Linked DNA regions of Mus musculus: region 2 is linked to region 1. A link is a loop called in an ENCODE intact Hi-C map of the cell type or tissue named here. Cell type or tissue: heart. All regions are shown on one strand. Each heading gives the region's core, and the rest is flanking DNA. Links, peaks and the distances in the headings are about the cores only. Region 1 overlaps Pakap (paralemmin A kinase anchor protein). Region 2 overlaps Pakap (paralemmin A kinase anchor protein).

Region 1 (5,376 bases), core at 222-5,221:
AGAGAGAAGAGAAGAGAAGAGAAGAGAGGGGAGGGGAGGGGAGGGGAGGGGAGGGGAGGGGAGGGGAGGGGAGGGGAGGGGAGGGGAGGGGAGGGGAGGGGAGGGGAGGGGAGGGAAGGGAAGGGAAGGGAAAGGAAAGAAAGGGAAGGGAAAGGAAGGGAAGAGAAGGAAAACAGAAAAAGAAAAAGAAAGACATTGGGTGCCCTACATCCCGAACTATTTTGAATACATCAGTATCACATGAGAATGCTCCCTGCAAGAAGTATGCTTGGGGAGGTATTTATTTCACAGCCCACAGACTAGACAAAGAAGGCCTCCAAAATCAAAGCAGAGGTGATGTTCTATACAGACCCCAACTTGGCAAGTATTTCATCATCTCCCTCTCCTCGTACATGCCTAAACTAGAGTAAGCATAAAAGTTACTAAGGAAATTTGTTTCATTACTGAGCAGTGGTGGCCCACACCTTAAATCTCAGCATTTGTGAGGCTGAGGGAAGAGATTGGTCTGTGAGTTCTGGTCTACAGAGTGAGTTCCAGGATAGTCAAGGCTACAGCTACACAGAGAAACCCTGTCTCAAAGAGAGAGAGATTGAGATTTGCTTCATCATTAGAATTGAGTTAAATGATGAATTATTTATTTTCCAAAGCAATGTCCATGTTCTATTTAATTTTCAAGTTTATAGCATTCTATAGAAAAAAAAAAACAAAAAAAAAAAAACAAAAAACAAAAACAAAAAACCAAAAAACTAAAATGCTAGTAACATTGCCAGGATAAAACTTGTTCAATACACGCTGATATTATATTAGAAAACTTTTATGTTACTTTTCAAAATATTGAAGCAGTAACCATGCTTAAACTTATTTTTGGTATTATTTAATGTGTGTATGTGAGCACCCCCCCCCATAAGTCTCTGTCCCGAGATCTGATGCATGGTGCAATCTTTTTGTAGCATACCTTGGCTAAGCTGAGCATTTTACAACTAGCTCCTAGATGTGTTTTAGCAGCCTTTTAGTGAAAATAAACAGCTCCCACTCCCATGGATGAAACAACCTGGAGGAATAAATGTCACCTGCTTGTGAAAGCCCTACTTTGTCCAGGACAGATGGCCCTCCGTGGTAGGCAGCCTTCCACAGGGGTTTTGCTGTGTCTTAGGGAGAGGTGAGATTTCTTTCACTACAAACTAGGTGAACATTTTTCTTTTGTGACACCTCTCAGCTGTTGGAGCACTTTAAACAACACTCTGGGCAGGAGTGGCCATCCAGGGACTCAAGAAATAAGATATAGAAAGTGATAGACAAGCCATCAGACTAGACATGGGCCAACAGAACCCAAACTGAGCAAAATGAACTAAGTCCATAATGGCCTAGCTGTGGAAGTGAACAGGTAACCCAAGCTAAAAGAAGAAAAGTTTAAGAAGACACGAGATTAGCCATGTGACAGTGGTGGCAAACACCTTACATCCCAGAGACAGGCTGCTCTCTGAGTTTCAAGGGCGACAGAGTAACAGTCAGAGCCACACAAAGAAAGCCTGTCTTAAAAAAGCAAAAACAAAAACAAACATACTAACAAACAAATAGACCTGAGACTGTCCCAGAAAGCTGATCTGAAAATCCAAAGAGGCCAAACTGTCCACAATGGAAGAGAATTTACCATCCTGTCCTTCTAACAAGGGCTGAGGTGAAAAGCATCAGTTTGGGGAGGGGTCCTAATAAGTCTGAGGTCAGCCTGAGTGCTACATAGGGAAACCCTATTGCTCCATCACCACCACCACCACCACCAAATGGAAAAAAAAAAGTGAGGACAAACTGGCTGTGGCTTTTGTCACTTGTGATTGTCTGAGTTAATTGAGATGACCTGGTTGTCAGGAGGGAATCTCTGAGTGGATTCATGTACTTCCCTGACTTGAAGCTGCAGTCCTAGTTGATGTATTATTCTTCCCTGATAGAGAAGGATCAGCCTTCACTCAAGCCTTTTGAAGCAGCTGTTCACTCCCCATCTCCCTCTAGAACCACCAGATGAACACAAAAACAAAGATAAATCTAAAACAAGATCACTGTTCTGGAGCCAGGGAATCCAGGAATCTCTTGACAGGAGAATCTCAAATTCACAGCCAGTCCAGACGATGCACCAAGGCCTTTTCTCAAAACAAACAAGAAAACAGCTGCATGTGGTGTCTCAGGATTATAATCCCAGAATCTGGGAGGCTGAGGCTAGAGGGATGTCACGAGTCTGAGACCAGCCGGCCAGGACTTTATTATTAATAAACTCTTGGGAGCCAGAGTGAGACCATGTCAGGAAAAAACAAAACACAAAACAAAATCCTGACCTAAAGAAAGAAAAACAACTAACTTCTAAAAGGTTAGGACAGGTTCCCACGTGCACATGTGTATATGTGTGTGACATGTGTGTGTGTTTCCATGTGCATATGAATGTGTATTGTGAAGGCACATGTATGAACATGTGTGAGCGTGTGTTACATGTGTTACATATGTATTGAGTGATCTAGATCCAGGAATCTGGATTTGTTTGCATTTGATGCTGCCTACAACCTGGTTTGGGGAGCATGGTCTCCCCTGGAAGGAAGGGGGAGGGAAGCAAACAGGACAGGGACAGCTTCCTCTGAGAACACTTGGCTCCAGGGCCATGTTTCCTCTCAAGCCTGGATCCATGCTTGCCTTTCTTTTGCTTTCTCTCCAGGGTTTCTCACTTCCTGTGCCCGGAGAAGTTCTTTCCCACCTACTCCATGTTTGTTTCCTTTTCCTGAATCCTCACATTTGGTCTCTTCTGCCAAACTCTGATACATGGAAGTGGTCACTGGTTTCATTCGCCCAGCTGTTTTGTTTTATATTTTTGAAACAGAGTTTCTCTGTTCAGCCCCTGCTGTCTTTGAACTCACTCTGTAGACCAGGCTGGCCTTGAACTCATAGACATCTGCCTACCTCTGCTTCCTGAGTGCTGGCATTAAAGGCTTGTACCATCCCAACCAACTTGTTTCAACCTTTTAAAATGGCTCTTTTAAAAACGAACCCATGAAAGCCAAGTGAGGTGGCCCATGTGGCTAATCACAACACCGTTGGACCTGGGATGGATGGCACACTCATGGAAATTCAAGGACAACCTGAGCAGTTCCGGGTCAGGCAGGCTGTGCTGAGCACAGTTAGCCTTTCTCCTAAAAAGAAAACAATAAACTAAACTAGCTATAGTAGCCCATTCCTGTAATCCCAGAATTTAGGAGGCAGAGATAGGAGCTATATAGCAACTTCAAAGCCAGTCTGAGCTACTAGAAACCCTGTCTCAAACTAAACCAAACCAACCAATCAACCAACCACACACACATTCATATAAGCCTAGCCTTCAAGAAGCTCAGGCAGAAGGATCTCAAATTTGAAGCTAGTGACTTTCAAGCTAATCTAGGTAACAGGCTACCTTGTCTCTAAATAAATAAATAAAAGTCAACTGGGCATGATAGTGCACCCCTGAAATCCCAGCACTCAGGAGGCAGAGTCAGAAGAATCGGAAATTCAAGGTCATCCTTTCCTACATAGCAAGTGAGCTCAAGGCAAGACTGGGCTGCATGAAAACTCTGTCCAAAAAGGGACGGTGGAGGAGAGGGGACCTGCACAAGTAGCAATAGGAGGTGTTGGTGGGCTTCTCCTGGTCTTGGGTTTGGTGCTTTGCTTGTTCTTTTGTAACCCAGACTAGCTTCAAACTCCTGGAAAGCCTGTCTCAGCCTCCCAAGTGCTGGAATTACAGACATGTGACAATATAGTCAGTGTTTGGTTTTTGGGTTTTGTTATGTTTGTTTGTTTGTTTGCTTGTTTGTTTGCTTTTAAATCAGGGTCCCACTATATAGCTTTGGCTGTCCTGGAACTTCCTATGTAGATCAGACTTGCCTTGAACTCACAGAGATCTTCCTACTTCTGCCTGGAAAGTGTTGGGATTAAAGGCCTGCACTAGCAAGCCCAGCTTTGTTTTGTAATGGTAACAGGCTGGCAACATATTCAGAAGGCAGAGTGTTTGCCTAGTGTAAACAGAGCCTTGCATTTGAGTCCTAGAAAAACAAAATAAGAAACTGTGGTTTTCTTAGTAATTTCCAAGTTTTTCCCTCCCTCTGAACTTTTAAGTACAGACTGTTAAATTATAGAAAGAACTGTGAAGGTTTTTAGTAGTAGCAGGGGAAATAGAAGACTATATTGACATTTAAAAATCTTAACAATCCTGACTATTGCCCTGATTATTGCAGAGGCAATAATCGTTGATTTTTTTTTTTTTTTTAATGGGCTGGCTTAGTTGGTAAGAGCATCTGTAGCTCTTGCAGAGGACTTGGGTTTAGTTCTCTAATCCACATCAAGCCACAACCACCTATATCTCCAGGCCCAGAGGATCTGACACACTCTTTTGGCCTCATTGGCATGTGCACAGACATACCTATAGGCAAAACAGCCTCACACACAAACTACTTTTTAAAAAAAGGTTCTTTTCTTGGGCTTGTTTGTTTGTTTGTTTGTTTGTTTTTAGGCCTTGTCAGATTGGGACCATGGTTAGTCCAAAATCACTTTAAAACCACAGTAGTTGTGCTGGCAACATATGGTGTAATAGATAAAGTCACTTACCAACAAGACTGATGGCTGGTGCCTAATCCTAGTGACCCACAAAGTAAAAGGAGAGAAGTGACTCCCATAAGTTATCTTGACTTCTATATGTGTGTTCATGGCATGTGCACACGTGTGCACTCTCGGGAGCACACACACACACACAATCAATCTAATTTTCAAACATTAAAAGGAAAAAGAAACTGCAGTTGACAGATGTAAGCTTTCCAGGTTTAGAATCCCAGCAACCTACTGGTTGAAGGCCATAAAATGGAACAGAACACACTTCAGCAAAAACAAGTAAACCCAGACAGACAACATCTTGTCTTAGAAGAGTTTTCATCTTATCATTTCTCCTAGAGCCCGGTGTCCTCTGCTCCCAAATGAGGCTCCTGGATGCTAAGTAATTCATAGGCAGGCGGAGATAAGATAGGGGTGCAGAGGAGGTAGAGTAGGGTGCTCACGTGCTGGGAGGCAGGGCAGGGCTGGTCTTGTGCTCCTGTGACAAGCCTGTGCTTTTTATTGTTTTTCTCCCTTGTGTGACTGAGGGCAAATCAGAGCGTCAGCAATATTACAGCTAGAGCTGAGATAAAAATTCCAGGGAAAAAAAGAAAGAAAGTAAGAAAGAAAGAAAGAAAGAGAGAGAGAGAGAGAGAGAGAGAGAGAGAGAGAGAGAGGGAGAGGAGGGGAGGGGAGGGGAGGGAAGGGAGAGGGGAGGGGAGGGAAGGAGCCAGGAGAAGAGAGCTGGGTTTGAGCCCTGCTCCATCACTGTGTGAACTTGGG
Region 2 (5,376 bases), core at 166-5,165, 86 kb after region 1:
GATTGAGAACATCACCCACCCGTGGGACAGAAACTCAGAGTGTATCCTTGCACAGCTAAAACATTGCAATACTTATGAAGAACACACATAGCTAGAGCTAGAGGGGCAGCCCTGTGAGAACTCTCCTTAAAATGTAACTTAATAAGTAATCAAACATTGAGATTTCCCAATCACAGCATAGAGTTTTCCATGTGGCCTCAGCATACCACAGACTAGGATAGAAGAATCTAAGATCAGTATCTGATAGCAAAACTGGGAAAGGCCCGGGACACATAAGTTCCTTTGCTTGTTCTGGCCAAGGCTTTATATTGGAACAGTGATAGCGGAAGATTCATGCTGTGCTGGATACTTTAAGTGTCAGCTCGATGCAATGTAGAATCAGTTGGGAAGACTCAGTGAGAGGTTTTTCTAGGTCAGGTTGGCCTGCAGGCATATCTGTGAGGAATTGTCTTAACCGTCTCCTTTTTAGATTTATTTTATTCTAAGTGTATGAGTGTTTTGCCTGCATGAACTATGTGTGCCACATATATGGTTGATGCCCCAGAATTCAGAAGAGTATATTGGATCTCCTGGAACTGGAGGGCACATTGTGAGTGTTGGGAATTGAACCCAGGTCCTTTGCAAGATCAACAAGTAATCTTTTTATCCCTTCCTTTCCTTTCCTTTCCTTTCCTTTCCTTTCCTTTCCTTTCCTTTCCTTTCCTTTCCTTTCCTTTCCTTTCCTTTCCTTTCCTTTCCTTTCCTTTCCTTTCCCTTCCCTTCCCTTCCCTTCCTTTCCTTTCCTTTCCTTTCCTTTCTTCTTTCTTTCTTTTCTTCCTCCCTCCCTCCCTCCCTTACTCTCTCTCTCTCTCTCTCTCTCTCTCTCTCTCTCTCTTTCTTTCTTTCTTTCTTTCTTTCCCTCCACCTCTATAGCTTTCTGTTTTTGTTGTTGTTGTTGTTGAGGCAGGGTTTCTCTGTGTAGTCTTGGCTGTCCTGGAACTCACTTTATAAACCAGGTTGGCTTTGAACTCAAAGCTCAGCTTCACTCTGCCTTCTGAGTGCTGGGATTAAAAGCGTGTGCCATCACTATTGCCAGGTACAAGAAGTAGTCTTAAATGCTGAGCAATCGGTCTCTCCAGCCCCTTGGGAGACTGCCTTATGTTAATCGATGTGGGAAGAACTGCCCACTGTGGGTGGTACCATCTCCTAGTTAGGGAACCCTGGACAGTGTAAATAAATGAAGAGAGGCAGCAGAGTTCAAATAAGCAAGCATGCATTCATTTTTCTCTGCTCTTGATTGTGGGTGTTTTAATTCCTGTTGCTTTGACTTCCCTACTATGACAGACTGTAACCTGAGATTGTGAGTTAACATAAAATCTTCTTCCTCTAAGTTGATTGGGGGAGGGGGGGCTTGGTATTTTATCACAGCAACAGAAATAAAATTAAAGCACATACCATATGCAATTTATACTCAGACAAAGCACCAAAAGAACAGCACATAAGCAGGCTGAAGGCTCAGGTCAGTAACAATGTTATTTAAAAAGAGGAGGGGCACATTGTGGCTTGATCAAGAAATTGTAATCAAGAGTGGAATGAACTGTTCCTGATGACCAAGGTGTTGTCATCAAAAACCATCAAAGACTCTGCAAACACGCACACACACTCCCACTCACACTCACCCTCCTCCTCCTCAACACTATTAGGTATAGGATGCTGTGGTTGACTCTGCAGAATCTACACAGTTTATCTAGTCCAGGCCAGAACTCAGTTCTGTAGTCAACATATCTCTGAAACTAAGGTTTTCTTTCAGTATCATTCTAGAATAATTTCTTACTAAGCCTTAATAACAAGAGTTGATTGATTCTCAGAGTGTTCATGAGAACTTAGGATCTATGAAACAAAACCAGGCTTCTCAAAGTCCCCCAACTGGCACACATTGGGGGTTTTATCTCAGACTATAAAATGACCTAGACATTGATCATAGTCTTATTAGCGTGTGTGCCTTTCTTCAAACTTCTTTCTTGGCTAGTAAGTACAACAGACGGAGAAGTCATTCAGGCTTACTGAGAACCACATAGGTTAGGAATCACAATGTGGACAGGCTAGACCACAGCCATCCCTTCTATGGATCCCAGGAGACCCTCCTAAGCCTGAGTTCACCCAGCTTTAGGCTTCCAAATTCTTTTGCCAGGATTCCTTCTAGCTCTGTGAATGCTTGCTTGCAGGGTCCAGAGAATACAGTGAGTGGGAAGGCTACAGGGGGAAATGAGTGGAGGTGCAAATGAAAGAGACAATGGGGTGGTAACAATTGGCAAGATGGCTCCATGCTGGCTTATTGATTGAGTAGTGGACCACCCAGGCATCCATGCCAGCCACACCCCGATCAGAGGCAGGACATACAGATGCCTTCCAAGGAAGGTACTGGTTAGAGGAAGGAGGAGGGGGAGGGGCACAGCAGGAAAGCACAGCAAGCCTTCTGCAGGTGCAAGTACCTGTGGGTCTGCAGCCCAGCCCCAGCCCAGCCAGGCAGTGACTCCACCTCCACAATCCTCTAAACTCTGTTTCTCCATGTGCAGTGCTCCCTGGTTCCCGAGTCCACCCCTTCATCTGTTTCCCACTTTCAAAGCACAGAAGAGCCTCAACTGAGCCACCTCCTAGAGGAGCTGGGCTTCTCTCCTAGAAATGAGCTTGGTTCTTTTCTCCCAGAGTTCCTGCTGCTGTGTTCCTGCTACGGGTTCTGAGAACAGAAGGTTTCCTTTATGTCCCCTCAAAGATCACCTACATGAGTGCTCAAATCCAGGTCTTCTACTCGCTGGAGGGACAATCATGATACCTTCTCTGAGGTTTTATTTGGCCTATCTTTTGCACCAGTCAGAACTGTCCTACATACAAATGTCTGGCCTGTGGTTGATCCAGAAGAAATGTATTACACGTCATTATATTTTTAAAAACTATCCCCCCTTTTGTTCTGAATGACAATGGGAAATGTTCTGGCGCTAACTCCTCTGGCCTCTGATCCTCTTCCAGGTTAGAGGCTGACTGTGTGAGAGCCACAAGAGGCGCGGGTAGCAGCTGATGCTCCCATGTGTCCTTGCATTCCAAGCCCAACCAGTGAGGGCCAAATGAAAATAACAACTCTGAGTTCGTAGCTGAGGTCAAGGGATGCAGTGAAGCACGGAAGTGTAGTCCCAAGTTCATCCCCACAGCCCAGGAAGGCAGAGGAGGGGACAGGAAAAGGACCTGTCCCTTCCTGTCTGGCTGGGATTATGGGGACTAGAGTCCTACTCCTACTTTCCAGGGCTCAGGGTCTGATGTCACGGCAGGGAGGGTAATTATTCCTAGCCCAGTTTCCTTGGAAGGCTAGCGAGATTCTAGAATAGTTTGGGAAGGATGAAGGAAAGGAGGGCAAAGAGAGCTCCACAGGTCGCAGAAGTTTTCCTAAGCAGCAAATCACCTCTGATGTGACTTTGTTACTGAGGGTGATGGGTCCGTTCCTGCAAGGGACTTAGTTCTGACTCCAGCATGTTCTTTTGCCAACCCCTTTCAAGAAAAGTCCAGACAGCAAGTGTTTGAGGTCATGGGACCGAGAGCTGGCAAATGTGCTAACAGGAGCATCAAGTCAAGAGGCAGAGGCAGAAAAGACGGCAATGTGACCTCTTAGGGCGCTGCCAGCTAGGTTGCTGCCCCTTGCCTGGGATGCCCTTAGGAAGTGTCCCTTCACATCTGTCTCCTGGTGAGTCTGTATAAATGAAAACCACTCCGAGGACCAGGAGGAAAGCATCCGAGAACAGCCGGGGCAGTGTGCACTTACCTCCATCAGCAGTGGAGAAACTCTGTGGAGACAAAAGCAGGGCAGAGCGTCACTGTGCCTGTGCAGGCATGCCCCACTCCCAGCCCCCAAAACACAGACCCAGACCTTGGCCAGCAGCAGGCAAGACCCAAGCTTACTTTTCTCCTGGGATCAGTGAAGGATTTGATATTCTCAATTGACACAGAATGTCAATCAATTTACTGAGAGATAAATTCAATCATCCAGCAACTCTTCTGAGTCGTGATGAAGATGTACTGTTAGAGGGATCCCATCTTGAATTTCATTTTATATATGTTTGGGGTTTGAGGGTATTTGTTTGTTTTTTGATCACTGAGAATGTGGTCCTGAGAAACTCAGAGCCTCAAGGTCTCTCTGGATGTTACCACATACAGCCATTTATTTTTGTTAGGGGGATTTCCGTGCATTTACACCCTGTATTTTAGGATTCCTGTCCATTTGCTACAATGTTGCCTCTAGGGCTTCCATAAAGGAAAGACTTGAAAGGCAAATTCTAATTAAAGCCACATTAGGTCATCTAATCTGCTTAATAGGAACAGGCCTTGCAATTCGAATGCGCAATTTGAAGACTTTTCAGACACTGGGGAAGGATGGGTGTGGCAACCGCATATAAATGGGATTAATTTAATAGACTTGTCCCCATGCCTCCTAATGAAGACAGGCCACTCTGCAGCAGGAATAGCGCGTCGGTTCCCTGCACTTCTGTCTTCTTTTCAGAGTTCTCTGGCTACCATCTAGACCAGTGGTTCACAACTTCTTTGGGGGTCCTATATCATATATCCTGCATATCAGATATTTATTTATGACTGTAACAGTAGCAAAATTATAGTTATAAAGAAGCAACGAAGTAATTTTATGGGTGGGGGTCACGACAACAGGAGGAACTGTATTAAAGGGTCTCAGCATTAGGAAGGTTGAGAACCACTTTCCTTTCCTAGAGGACCGCCCCTGATTTGGATTAGAGAAACTCTGCTTTTTTTTCTCTTTCTGCTTCACCTTCTGCAAGTCCTTGAAGGATTTCTCCGTCTCCTTCAGTTTCTCCAGGATGATCTGCTCTTTGGCGGATATCTGGGACTCTTCACTTTCGAGCGCTTGTATTTCCTGCTCCAGCCTGGAAGACACACAAACAGAACACAAGATGCTTTATTGTCCTGCTAGCCACTGGCAAGTGAGCAGCCACCTTCCTGCTGGCGACCTGTAACGTTCATTGTTCGCTACACTGAGAAACAAGGCCAAAGTTTTTCCATTACAGAGTATCCTGTGCATCCAACTTTGTTGCCAGGAAGACACTGATCAAAGGGAAACAATCCAGGATTGGCTCCGTTGCTTCATGGCCATTGCTCTGGCACCCCAACTACCTTGCTGGTGTGTATATTTCTTATTCGGAGGTGGATTGTGTATACATAGCTCAGGACATACAGTCAAGAGGAAAAAGCTTCAGAATCTCCTAGCTATTTCAGAATGACATCTTTTTTCTTTGGATCTCTTCTTTCTGAGGCCAAGGTTACCAGGTCTTCTCTGGGCTCTAGAGGAGAGGTACAAGAAGAACAACCCAACGCAAACCCACC

What was found. Hi-C counts contacts between places; a loop is a spot of excess contacts. Peaks named below come from ENCODE experiments on the same cell type or tissue, not always from the same donor. Only the 100,000 strongest peaks of a DNase experiment are listed, where the experiment ranks them.
Region 2: it touches region 1 in a loop (2.4-fold over the local background); 1 of 42 quality-filtered maps calls a loop at or near these places.

The regions. Positions count from the first base shown.
Region 1 is chr4:57,774,388-57,779,763 of GRCm38, reverse strand. The region is part of intron 7 of Pakap (paralemmin A kinase anchor protein); the gene reads right to left. Among named protein-coding and RNA genes, the nearest start is that of Gm35099, 22 kb to the right of the region's middle. In heart, for the core only: no CTCF peak of the experiment used is centred there; no DNase peak of the experiment used is centred there; H3K27ac peaks cover 262 bases.
Region 2 is chr4:57,687,959-57,693,334 of GRCm38, reverse strand. Pakap (paralemmin A kinase anchor protein) reads right to left here. Exons shown (of 11, transcript NM_001384150.1): 5 at 4,805-4,919; 6 at 3,791-3,812. Among named protein-coding and RNA genes, the nearest start is that of Gm35099, 65 kb to the left of the region's middle. In heart, for the core only: no CTCF peak of the experiment used is centred there; DNase peaks (open chromatin) are centred at 3,184 and 5,014.